Linked DNA regions of Homo sapiens: region 1 is linked to region 2. A link is a contact called in ENCODE Hi-C or POLR2A ChIA-PET data. All regions are on one chromosome and are shown on one strand. Each heading gives the region's core, a stretch centred on a gene start or an enhancer-like site at or near the end of the contact. The rest is flanking DNA. Distances are from core to core; before and after follow the strand shown. Region 1 holds the start of AKR1B10 (aldo-keto reductase family 1 member B10). Region 2 has its middle 20 kb from the start of AKR1B1.

The links. A loop is a pair of places that touch in the nucleus more often than their neighbours do. ChIA-PET counts read pairs that join two places held with the same protein, here RNA polymerase II (POLR2A). Pooled maps may share reads with other maps.
Region 1: a loop to region 2 is called in a map of PC-9, with 10 times the contacts of the local background. The contact joins the promoter of AKR1B10 here to the enhancer-like site in region 2. A Hi-C loop is called at or near these places in 6 of 168 maps with a recorded cell type or tissue (Calu3, MCF 10A, PC-3 and 3 more) and 5 of 50 pooled maps. POLR2A ChIA-PET finds 5 or more read pairs at or near these places in 3 of 52 experiments (PC-9, Panc1 and activated CD4-positive, alpha-beta T cell).

What each region holds. Positions count from the first base shown.
Region 1 is chr7:134,523,627-134,529,763 of GRCh38, forward strand. AKR1B10 (aldo-keto reductase family 1 member B10) reads left to right here and starts at 3,941. Exons shown (of 10, transcript NM_020299.5): 1 at 3,941-4,351. The coding sequence starts at 4,286.
Region 2 is chr7:134,475,779-134,482,260 of GRCh38, forward strand. No RefSeq gene overlaps it. Among named protein-coding and RNA genes, the nearest start is that of AKR1B1, 20 kb to the left of the region's middle. RefSeq lists a silencer at 3,839-4,133. Within about 2 kb of position 5,078, at least 3 of the 41 ENCODE cell types and tissues checked have a DNase peak (open chromatin) inside an H3K27ac peak, as active enhancers do; they include PC-9, Panc1 and endothelial cell of umbilical vein, where a contact is called at or near this core.

The DNA of each region.
Region 1 (6,137 bases), core at 2,691-5,190, 47 kb after region 2:
AAATTTCTCCTTAAAGAAGTATGCCAGCTAATACATGAAGAAAGAATGGTATAATTAGTATTTCACTGTTTTGTAATGTTATGAAATAATGGATTTAAGTAATGATCATCAATGACTACTGTAAATAATACAAATAAATAAATACAAATAAAGAGGCAGCCAGTCATTCCACCGGAATAGAAGAATACAATGTATAGGAAGTAGCCAAAAAACAAAACAAAACAAGAATTGGATCTGGATTTTATCAAGCCTCTAGGTCTTATTAGTGTTGCCAAGATATTTGGGGGATAGAGTGACATGATAAATACATTTCTGGGAATGCAATAATCAGCAGAATCCAGAGGGCGGGAAACTATAGAGAGAAAGTGATTTTTTGTTTGTTTGTTTTGTTTTGTTTTTTGGCTTTTTTTTTCCTTTCTTTTCTTTTTTTTTTTTTTTTGAGACAGTGTCTTACTATGTCATCCAGACTCCCGGGCTCAAGCAACCATCTGGCCTCAGCCTCCTGAGTGGCTGAGACTACGGGCATGTGTCACCATGCCCAGCTAATTGTTTCTTGTATTTTTCATAGAGACAGGGTCTCGCTATGTTGCTTCTGGCCTCAAGTAGTCCTCCTGCCTCAGCCTCCCAAAGAGCTGGGATTACAGGTGGTGTGAGCCACCACACCCAGCTAACAAATACAGCACAAGGAGAGAAGGTGGGGACGTGTAGTTTTGCATATTTTCAAAATATTTCATAATAAAAAGATTTTTGAAAAATTAAAAAACAAAACTTTGGTGCTCTCAAATAAAATAAAAAATGTTAACATGCACAGGGGATTCAGATTTTGTGATCCTGAAGTTGTACGATCGGGGTTTTCTTTTAAAGAATACAAAATTAAGAATTCAATGTTAGGTACAAAGCCTAAGATGGTGCTCATGCAAGTGAAGGCAACTGAAGGTCAAGTTTTGTTACCTTCATGGTAAATCCAACTCCATGATCACAGCTTTGCAGCTCCTGACCCTCTGGTACCTGCATATCAGTCTAGCTTTAACTCTGCTGGGCACCCTGTAAGTCTACTCTCTGAGCGTCCCCACACTGGCTTCCTCCCGTTCTTCCAATGTATCTTAGTCGCTTCCACCCCTTGGCTCACACTGTTCTGCCCAGAAACTTCTCTGCACTCCCACAATTCTTGGAATTGTTCTTTTTCCTCCCTGTTTCAGATATATTAGTTGCTGCTTCCTCTGTTTCTTAGAGAAATGGATGAGAATGAAAAGCGGCACTACTCGTTCATTTTCCTTCTAAAAATAATTTTGTCTCAATTTTGTATGTACTTAATTTTAACAAAGTAAAACTTCTTATGCACATATATTCATCAGATTTAAAAAATGAGAGTTTCTTAAGGGTACAAAACCAGGAATAGATTGGTAAATTCATGAAGCTAGAAAGTAGCTAATCAAAACTCTTATGAAAACTTCTGGGGTTGATTAAGAATAGCCATAATTCTGTGTAACAAATCCCCTCAAGAGGTGAAATCTATTTCCCTACTCCTTGGCCCCGTCCTGGCCTTGAGACTTGCTTTGATCAATAGAAGGTGACAGAAGTGACACTGCACACATTCCAAGGGTAGGCCTCCTACAATGCTGCTACCTATGAACAAGCCCAAGTTAGCCTCATGGAAAATGAAAAACACATAAAAAGGGTCCCTGCCTTCCCTGACATCCCAGTCCACCCCAGTGAAGCCCACAGAGGTGAGAAAACCCAGCTGACAGACACCACGTGGTTCTGAGACCGGCTTATCAGCTGATTCCTGCCCAAATTGCCAACCCACAAAATCACAAGCAAATAAATGGTTGCTGTAATAACCAGTTTGTTTGTTACACGAAAACAGCTAATCAATATACCTTCTTAATCTCAATTATCTAAAAAAGATATCCCTTCTCACTGATTCATAGCTAAGTGGTTCTGGAAGGAATGTTATTATGAACAATACACATTTCTTTATTCTGTGCATCACATGAAAATGGTCAGAATCAAAATGGAGTCACTAATGTTAAAAAACAAACAGAAGACTCTGACAAATACAGCTGGGAAGACCATGAAAAGAGGGTTCTAATGGTTGTACACCTGAAAACCAAAAGTACCATGAAAGACGGTGAAAACCACAACCTTGAGCAAAGGCCATTGCAACTGAACACAAAACATACTCTGCAAGGACCTCTGAACAACTGCGTGTCCAACCTCAGACTAACACCACTTTCATGATTGATCTTTGGAGCCAAGGCTAATTATTTCAAAGCAATTAGATAATCCTCATTTTTTCCTTGAAAAGTTTTGTCTTCCTTTATTTCCCCAAATATACACATAGTTTACTGTGGCATGCATATTCCCATTGCAGTGCTCTATTCCCAGAGAAATATTTTTCTTGTAGGGACCCTCTCTCTGTTATTTAGGTTGACAGTCACTAAGGATTTACTATTTCAACAATACTAGCACTGCATGTCATCCAGTATACACTGGGAAAATAAAGTGCCGCAAGTGCATATCCAGGAGACTTTGTGGCCACCAGATTATGAGGAATGCATGTATTTAATTATTTATTTTTGGGACAGAGTCTGTCTCTGTCGCCCAGGCTATAGTGCAGTGGCACCATCTTGGCTCACTGCATTCTCCACCTCCCAGGTTCAAGGGATTCTCAGGCCTCCCAAGCAGCGGGGACTATAGGTACGTGCCATCATGCCTCGCTAATTTTTGGATTTTTAGCAGAGACAGGGTTTCACCATGTTGGCCAGGCTGGTCTCAAACCCCTAAGCTCAAGTGATCTACCTGCCTCGGCCTCCCAAAGTGCTGGGATTACAGGTGTGAGACACCATGCCCGGCCCATGCATTATTATTAATGTTGAAGTAGATAATTTAACAAACATCAATGAAGTATAAGATTTTTCACTCATAGTTGCAAAATATCATGCCAATTGCCTTCTATGAGCTGTCATAAGCCACAGCCTAGAGATTCAATTCCATTTCAAGATTCAACCAAAGCCAACTCATCAACAAGAACATGTAAAAGACAGAAAAACCCACTACCGGCAGGCTGAAACAGATGCTGTGACGTGGCCCTGGCCTGTCATGGCGTGTCACAGCATGGCACAGGCCTATATCATGTTCCCTAGATTGCTGACTACCAACTAGTTACAGCTGACTCCAATCAGGTCGGGATTTGACCATCTCTGCACTGAACCTGCAATTGCAACTTTTAAAATTGAAACGCTGCTTCTCACCTCTCCTCCCTAGACTCTATTTCACAGAGGAAACCATCACAGGGAAAGCAAGCCCTTGTTTTTTCTTCCTTCTTTGCTTTGCTTTCTTTCTCTCCTTCCTTCTTTCTTTCCTTCCTCCCTCCCTCCCTCCCTCCCTCCTTCCTTCCTTCCTTCCTTCCTTCCTTCTTTCCTTTCTTCCTTCCTGCCTTCCCTTCTTTCTTTCTTTTTTTTGAGACAGGGTCTCACTGTCTGTCGCCCAGGCTGGAGTGCAGTGGCATGATCTAGGCTCATTGCAACCTCCGCCTCCCAGGTTCAAGTGATTCTCCTTTCTCAGCCTCCCAAGTAGCTGGGATTGCAGATACGTGCCCCCACGCCCGGCTAATTTTTGTATTTTTAGTAGAGGCAGGGTTTCACTATGTTGGCCAGACTTCTTTCCCTCCCTCCTCCAACTCTTCTTTTCTTCCTTGCTGTCTCCCTCCCTACCTTCCAACTTTTGGCTGTGTTGAATTTGTTGACTCATCCTGAACAAGCAGAAACTCCAATGATACTGTCACCTAAGAGAGAACTTTGCACAAGGTTGCCATGTTTAATAATTCATTCACAGAATCCTCAATCTCACAAAAGCCTGGAATGGATTTCCTGTTTGGTTATGGCAGGGAAGCTACTGTGGCCAGGCTCCAACTCCTCCCACTGTAGATAGCAGCAGCCTTCTTAAGCAGCCTGTGGCCGGGCACAGTAGCTCACACCTGTAATCCCAGCACTTTGGAAGGCCGAGGTGGGCGGATCACCTGAGCTCAGGAGTTTGAGACCAGCCTGTCTCTACTAACAATATAAAAATTAGCTGGGAGTCACGGTGGGCGCCTGTAATCCCAGCTACTCGGGAGGCTGAGGCAGGAGAATTGCTTGAACCCAGGAGACAGAGGTTGTAGTGAGCTGAGATCGCACCACTGCACTCTAGCCTTGGCAACAGTGCAAGACTGTCTCAAAAACAGCAACAGAGAGCAGGACGTGAGACTTCTACCTGCTCACTCAGAATCATTTCTGCACCAACCATGGCCACGTTTGTGGAGCTCAGTACCAAAGCCAAGATGCCCATTGTGGGCCTGGGCACTTGGAAGGTAAATATGCAAATCTTTGCACACCCTTCTTCTCTGGAGGGGCGTTTGGGTGTTTTCTCTTTCTGCATTCAGCCAGGAAAGCCTGGAGGTCGGGCAGGGGTTGGAGAGGTAAGATTCAGCCCTGGAGCCAGGACTTAGGTTGCTTTCTTTTCTCAGAGCTGATTCAGGCTGCAAAGCTCCAAGGCTGGCTTTCCCAGCAGTGATGAGAGCTTCTCTAGCAAGTATCAAATTTCAAGCAGCTGTTGGACTTAAAACTGTTTTCCAGGGCAGTTTCTCTCTCTGGTTCTAGGACACTTAATTGGGCTCAACGTTTCCCCCAAGTCTTGGCTGTGGGTTTGTTGTGGGCTGGGTGGTTGAGGAGAGGATGCAGAGCCCGAAGTCCTTGGCACCCCTTTGCAGATCACGGTGTGAGACTTGGGCTAGCAGCATCCCTATGACCTGGAAACTTGCTAGAAATGCAAACTGGCCAGGTGTGGTGGCTTATCCCTGTAATCCCAGCACTTTGGGAAATCCAGACGGGAGGGTTGCTTGAGCCCAGGAGTTGGAGACCAGCCTGGGCAACATGGCAAGAATCCATTTCTACAAAAAATAAATAAATTTTCTGGGCATGGTGGCACGCACCTGTAGTCCCAGCCACTTGGGAGGCTGAGGTGGAGATTGAGTGTTGAGCCTGAGGGGTCAAGGCTGCAATGAGCAGTGATTGTGCCACTGCACTCCAGTCTGGGCAACAGAGTGAGATCCAAGAAAGCAAGAAAGAGAGAAAGAGAGAGAGAGAAAGAAAGAGAGACAGAGAGAAACAAAATGCAGAGTCTCAGGCTCCAACCCAGGCTACCTAATGGGCATCTGCACTTTAACAAGATCCCTACGTGGTTCCTGTACACATTGAAATCTGCAACATGCTGGGGCTGCAGAGAGCCTGGGCTGGGAGTCGTGAGCACCACCCGGCTGTGTTAACGACAGCTGGCAAAATGTGGTAAGGCACATCCAGGACTCAGTGAGGCAGGTTCCCGAGCCTCTGTTAGGCTAAGTTTCAAGTTGTTCCATCACCACCTCCCTCTGCCTTCTTTGCCATTTCCATCCATGATAGCACTACCCTAACTAGTGATGAGAAGCAGTCTTTGGAGTTCCTCTTCTCTCCTGTCCCTCATGGCTAATGTCCCTGCTGAGACTTCTGCCTCTGGCTCTCTTTCCTTCTGTGCACCCTGATTTTTCTTCTCTTCTGTCCCAAGCTAGAGGTTAGGACCCTCTGCTGCAGCACTGGGTCATCCTCAGGATACATTCTTGGTGTATCTGGAGGAACAGATCACTTCCAGCTTGATTCATGCAGAGCGTCTCTTGCTTGAATAGCAAGATTTGCCCAAAATCAGACCTTCAATCCTGTATAAACAGAATAAATAATCACTTCCAGATCTCCAGGGAATCTACTCACCCTGGGTGAGTTTACCAGACAGTTTCATAATTTTGGAATTGAATGAAAGAATTATGAAGGGAGCTGTCTTCAACACGTGGGGATGATAGACTAAAGGATTATGAACTTAGCAGTGGAGGTGAAGAAGGGTGTAGCGTAGCGGTTGGGGGCACAGGGCTGCTTCTGGGTGCCTGGCAGCAGCTCGTTTCTTGTCCAGGTGGTAGGGTAGCTGTGCATCTCTGTTTTGTGTACTGTTCAATGTTTGTTATCTCACAATTGAAGAGGTTTAAAAGACCATTTTGTGAGAGATCAAGTTTTAAGTGCTTTTTTGCCCCCATCATTGGCTTGGCTAGGTTAGAACAAAATGTGATAATTCTA
Region 2 (6,482 bases), core at 3,828-6,327:
TATTTTATGGCTATTTGGCATCAGTTAGTCCAGAGCCCACATAGTAAGTGGCTTCAAGAGGTAACTATCTAGCTCAAGGGGGAGTGAGATGTTACTGCTGTTGCATTTCAATGCTTCCCTGGGCTTGATCATTAAAGGGGGCTACCATTCCTCAGAAAGAAAATTTATTTTCTTTCATAGAGCCTAGATTCTGTTAAAGGATGCAGCTGCCATGTCAGACTTGCCTGCCTCCAATCTCCTTTTTTGAGACAGAAGAAAAAAAAAAACTCTCATTGTATTAATGTTACTCTTTTGGGGTCTGTATTACAGCTGAAACTGACCCTAACCTTTGAAGGATTACCATAAACTCTGCACACATTATCTCACTTATGTATCATCATAACCCATAGGTAAGTATTATTGCACCAGTTTTGTAGTTAAGGAAACAAGACCTACAGGGCTTGAGTAGATGACAGAGTCAGGCAGCCTGGCTTTAGAACTGGTTCTGTTAATCCATACTAGGCATTATTCCAAGCACCTAAGAAGTACAGGCATATCTCAGAGATACTGTGGGCTTGACTGCAGACCACATTAATAAAACAACTATCATGATAAATCAAGTCACATGACTTTTTTTTGGTTTCCCAGTGTAAATAAAAGTTATGTTTACATTGTATAATATAATTGTACAATAGCATTGTGTCTAAAAAACAATGTATCTACCTTAATTTAAAAATATTGCTAAAAAATGCTAAACCATCATATGAGCCTTCAGCAAGTCATAATCTTTTTGCTCTTGCCTTCATGTTGATGGCTGCTGCCTGATCAGGGTAGCGGTTGCTGAATGTCAGGGTGGCTGTGGCAATTACTTATAATAAGAGCAAAGTGAAGTTTACTGCATTGATTGACTCTTCCTATCACAAAAGACTACTCTATAGCATGCAATGCTGTTTGACAGCATTTTACCCACAGTAGAACTTTTTTCAAAATTGAAGTCAGTCCTCTCAAGCCCTGCCAGTGCTTTATCAACTAAGTTTATATAATACTCTACCTAAATCCATTGTCATTTCAACAATATTGAGGGCATCCTCACTAAGAGTAGATTACATCTCAAAAAAGCACTTTCTTTGCTCATCCACAAGAAGCAACTCTACATCCATTCAAGTTTTCTCATAAGATTGCAGCAGTTCGTTCACATCTACAGGCTTCATGTCTAATTCTAGTTCTCTTGCTGTTTCTGCCATATCTGCAGTGACTTTCGCCACTAAAGTCTTGAACCCCTCAGAGTCATCCCTGAGGGTTGGAATCATCATCTTCCAAACTCCTGCTAATGTTGATATTTTGATTTCCTCCCATGAAGCATGAATGTTCTTAATGACATCTATAATGATTCCTTTCCAGAAGGTTTTCAACTTACTTTGTTCAGACCCATCAGAAAATAGCTATCTATGGCAGCTATAGCCTTACAATATGTATTTCTTAAATAATAAGACTTGAAAGTTGATATTACTCCTTGATCCATGAGCTGCGGAATGAATGTTGTGTTAGCGGACAAGAAAAAAAATACATGAATCTCTTTGTGTATCTCCATCAGAGCTCTTGGTTGACCAGGTACATGTCAATGAGCAGTACTATTTTGAAAAGGATCCTTTTTTTTTTGTTCTGGGCAGTAGTTTTCAACAGTGGGTTTAAAATATTCATGTTGTAAACCATGCTGTAAACAGATTTGTTGTCATCCAGGCCTTGTTGTTTCATTTATTGAGCAGGCTGAGCAGATTTTGCATAATTCTTTAGGGCCCTAGGATTTTCAGAATGACCCATGAGCATAGGCTTCAACTTAAATTCGCCAGCTGCATTCACCCCTAACAAGAGAGTCAGCCTGTCCTTTGAAGTTTTGAAGCCAGGCATTGACTTGTCCTGTCTAGCTATGAAGAGTTCTAGATGGCGTCTTCTTCCTGTATAAAGTTGTTTCATCTACACTGAAAATCCATTGTTTAGTGTGGCCACCTCCATCAATAATCTTAGCTAGATTCTCTAACTTGCTGCAGCTTCTGTATCAGCACTTGCTGCTTCATCTTGTACTTTATTACAGAAATGGCTTCTTTGCTTAAACCTCATGAACCAATCTCTGTTAGCTTCAAGTTTCTCTTTTGCAAGTTTCTTACCTCTCTCAGCCTTCATAGAATTGAAGAGAGTTAGGGCCTTGTTCGGGATTAGGCTTTGGCTTAAGAGAATGTTGTGGCTCATTTGATCTTCCATCCAGACCACTGAAACTTTCTCCATATCAGCAATAAAGCTGTTTTGCTTTCTTATCATTTATGTGTTTACTGGAGCAGCAGTTTTAATTTCCTTCAAGAGCTTTTTCAAAGAACTGTGCATTCACAACTTGGCTAACTATTTGGCACAAGAGACCTTGCTTTCAGCCTGTCTCAGCTTTTGACATTCCTTCCTTGCTAGGCTTAGTCATGTCTTAATCTACTTAGCTTTTGATTTAAAGTGAGAGATGCGAGACTCTTCCTTTCATTTGAACTCTTAGAAGTCACTGTAGGATTATCAATTGGCCTAATTTTAATATTCTTATGTCTCAGGGAGTAGGGAGGCCCAAGAAGAGGAAGAGAGATGGGGGAACGGCTGGTCAGTGGAGCAGAACACACAACATTTATCGATTAAGTTTGCCCTCTTATATGGACACGGTTCATGGAATCCCAAAACAATTGTAACAATAACATAAAAGATCACTGATCAGAGATAATGATAACAGATATAATAATGATGAAAAAGTTTGAAATATTGTGAGAATCACCAAAATGTGACACAGATACTCAAGTGAGCACTTGCTGTTGGAATAATGGCACCAGTAGACTTACTTGACTCAAGGCTTCCATGAAACTTCGGTTTGTAAAAATGCAATCTGTGAACTGCAATAATAAAGTGAAGCGTCATGAAATGAGGTGTGCCTGTACAAATGGATGAAAGGTAGATACAAAACTGGTTAAATTCACGCCATTAGTATGGCTCTATTTTACAAGTACCAGAGCTTGTTTGACAAAAGAACACTCATTTCATGTTAGGCAAAATATAATGTATGTTCATATGCATGGAAATCTCTGGAAAACCAAACATAAAATTAATAGTCAATGTGTATTTATCACCCTCTACTGGAAGTTGAGTAGGACTGCTCTTCCTTTCTTGAACTGATAATAAATTGAGTAACAGACACCAGGCACATGAAGATCAAAATATCAGCTTGGTTTCTGACAAGGTTGAATTGCAGAAGGTAATTTGATCTTTGTCTATAGACTCCACCAAATGCCCCCCTGGAATGAATGTGCCCACCAGTGTCAGGCGAAACTGGACCACTGTGACTCCCTCTCAGAGGTAGATCACCTGGGTGGAAAGTATGTGCAACCTGAAGATAGCATTCTTTCTCAGAGAGAGAGAGAGAGAGCAGATCCAAAAGAGGCTGTGCCAAGTGCACACAATTCCTTTTTCTGATTTCATCAGATAAAACACTCCACCACCCTCAGAAGAGAGTAAGTGATGAGCTGGATGAAAGAGAATAGGTGTTATCTTGTAACGATTTTCCCAAGAGCAGAACCTACTTTATGGGGGTAAAGTAGAATCTGGAGAAATGTAGCAGAGAGGTCCCATGAAATGGTTTGCATGAAAGGCAATATGCTAAGTGTTTCATATGGCAAGGTGACAGGTAGTGAGGTAGTCTGAGTCTAGAGACTCCATACAAAACCTCCAGGCTGCGTGGACACTTCCAGACCCTGAGGAAGAGCAGTCACAAGGGGCCAGCTTGGATGAAGGGGCTGATCTCATCACAGGAGTGTCACATACACATCACCACTGAAGCATAAGTGATGCACCCTTCTCTCCACCTTTAGTGTCTGGACAAAGATGTTCTAAAATGGAGGAGGTGTTTTGTGAAATTGCCTCCTCCGTGCAGCCTATTTCCATCCAGGTTTCTCTAGTCCTCTTGATATCCTGAAAGGTGGGTATGGTTGCTATCTTACAGATGAGACATTTAAGGCCCAGAAGGGTTCAGTAGCTTGCCCAAGACCATACAGAACTACTCAGGGAATGGAGCCAAGATTGAATGACTTTAGAAAGCTCCTTCACTTTTCACCTTATCTAATTGCCAACTAGAGAATTATTTCCCAAGAGCTTGAAACTGGTTGGAGAGTGTGACAATACTAACTGATCTACACCTTAAGTAGGATGGGTTATACGATCTATACATAGAAAAGCCCCGTGGTGAGGGAGCTATGCATATGTGATGAATTTAGAATTTCTTTCTTTGCCTGTTTCACCTAAGTGCCTAGAACAAAAATGTGTTTCTTTTTTCATGGACTTTTCAGAAAGAGGCTTTAGCTATGTAGTAGTCTTGAGTGTCAGGTAGTCATGAGAATACAAATCTGTCAGCCATAAATATCCAGAGCTTTTTTGTGATACTAGCTTAAGGGCCTGGTGTTTCACAGTTACAGGTCCTTGATGGGCCAAGAAGGACTCAAGAAGAGAAACTGTATTGAGCTGGAAGAAATGACAGTGATGGATAACAGTGGAAGATGAATGTGGATATGATTTGATAGAACTTGGGTGTGGGCAATTCTTCCATTTCTTATTTAAAAATTCAAGTAGCTAATGGTTTAATAATTTAATAAAGAGTTGTAATTTTATAGGAAGATGGAAGGCCATTTATTGCTGGGATTTTTGCCAGACACTTCATATATTATCCTTCTTAATCCTCAAAAGAACCTACAAAAGTAGGTTGTAATAGCTCTGCCTCTGTCTCTCTTTCTTTCTCTGTCTGATTTTTAGCACATGAAAATGTTTAGGCTTAAAAAAGATTAAGTAACCTAAGTATACAGGTCAAAACCCACATTACTTTCAATATATAATACATTCCAAAAACTTAGCTTCTTAAAACACTATAGAGTTACAATGAGCAGTTCACATACATTGTCTTCTTAAGCCTTCACCTGACCCCTTGGAGTTAGTCTTTATATTGCTCACTTTGTTGATGATAAAGCTGAAGCTCAAAAAACTTATTTCTTACAGCCAGTAAAAAGCAGAGTTGGAATTCAAATGCAGGTCTTCTGACATCCAATATCAAGCTCTGTCCTCACTGTTCCACTGAAATCGGCGACACATTCCTTTTCACCCACAGGAAGCCTTTCTGTGTGAGTCATAACTTTGCATACAGAACAAAGCTGGCTGCCTAAGGACAGATGGGGGTTCATGGCCTTAGACCTTGAAAATCAAAATCTGCAAAGTGAGGCCAACATCAATATTGTAAAAAAAAAAAAAAACCCCTTTGGGACAAGTAATTGTGGATAGCAGCTCCAGAGTGCATTGTTAAAGGAAACTAGAACCTTTGGCATCATCCCAAATCAATTACATTGATATTAAGGAAGATAACCAGGATCTTTCTCCACATATACCTGGTTGCTCTTATGAGATACATAACTAGATAATCATTACATCTGTAAAGTCTAGACATTGGCACTGATTTTGTATCTTCTTTTTCTCTCCCTATTTATTTTCTTCACACATCCATCTCCTACATTAAGCTGCTTCATAATTGCACTTGGCAGCACCTGCCCAGCTAAAATTAAGTTTCAGGCCGGGCATGGTGGCTCATGCCTGTAATCCCAGCACATTTGGAGGCTGAGGAAGGAGGATCACTTGAGCATGGGAATTCAAGACCAGCCTGGGCAAGAGAGCGAGACCCCACCTCTGCAAAAAAAAAAAAAAAAAAAAGACTGAGCCTGCAGGTCGAGGCTGCAGTGAGCCATGATTGTGCCACTGCACTCCAGCCTGAGACTCTGTCTCAATAAAATAAATAAAATATAAAACAAAATAAAGTAAAATAAAATTTCACTGATAACAAAAGGCAGCATGTTATGGAAATTGACAAGGATTCTTTGCTTGGCCAAACTTCAGTCAGGCTTCTAAATCTTCTACTAGGCCCATCTGTGCACTTCTTTGTAAAATCCAGTTCTACCAAACAGCTCTACTTAGTCAGTTGTGCAAGAAACCCCCATCCTCAATATCTGATCAACTCGATATTTGATCAGTTTCCTCCACAGCTCCAGGTGATGTCTGATCACCCTGGCCAGGAAAACAGTCAAGGGTTCCTAAAAGAGGATGCGGGAATAAAAGACATGGTAAAAATCATTTTTTTCACAATAAGAAACCCCGGGCAGTTTTGGAAGGCTTCCCATTGTCTGACATGCACCCCTCAGTCCTAGCTATCTGAAAGAAAAGGAGAAAGAGCCTTCAAGGATCTCAAGGCACATAAAATGGAATCTGCTCTTCTTGTTTGGATCAATTTCTCACATCCAGGATAAATTGTCTGTAGGTACGGAGGTAGGTACACTTCATTAGGTGAAAAATGGAATATTTAAAAATACCTATTTTAAAATAAGATTCTACTTATCTCCTGTCTGGAAATCAGAAGCAAGAGGAGCATAACTTTGATACGGAGTAGTTCTCAT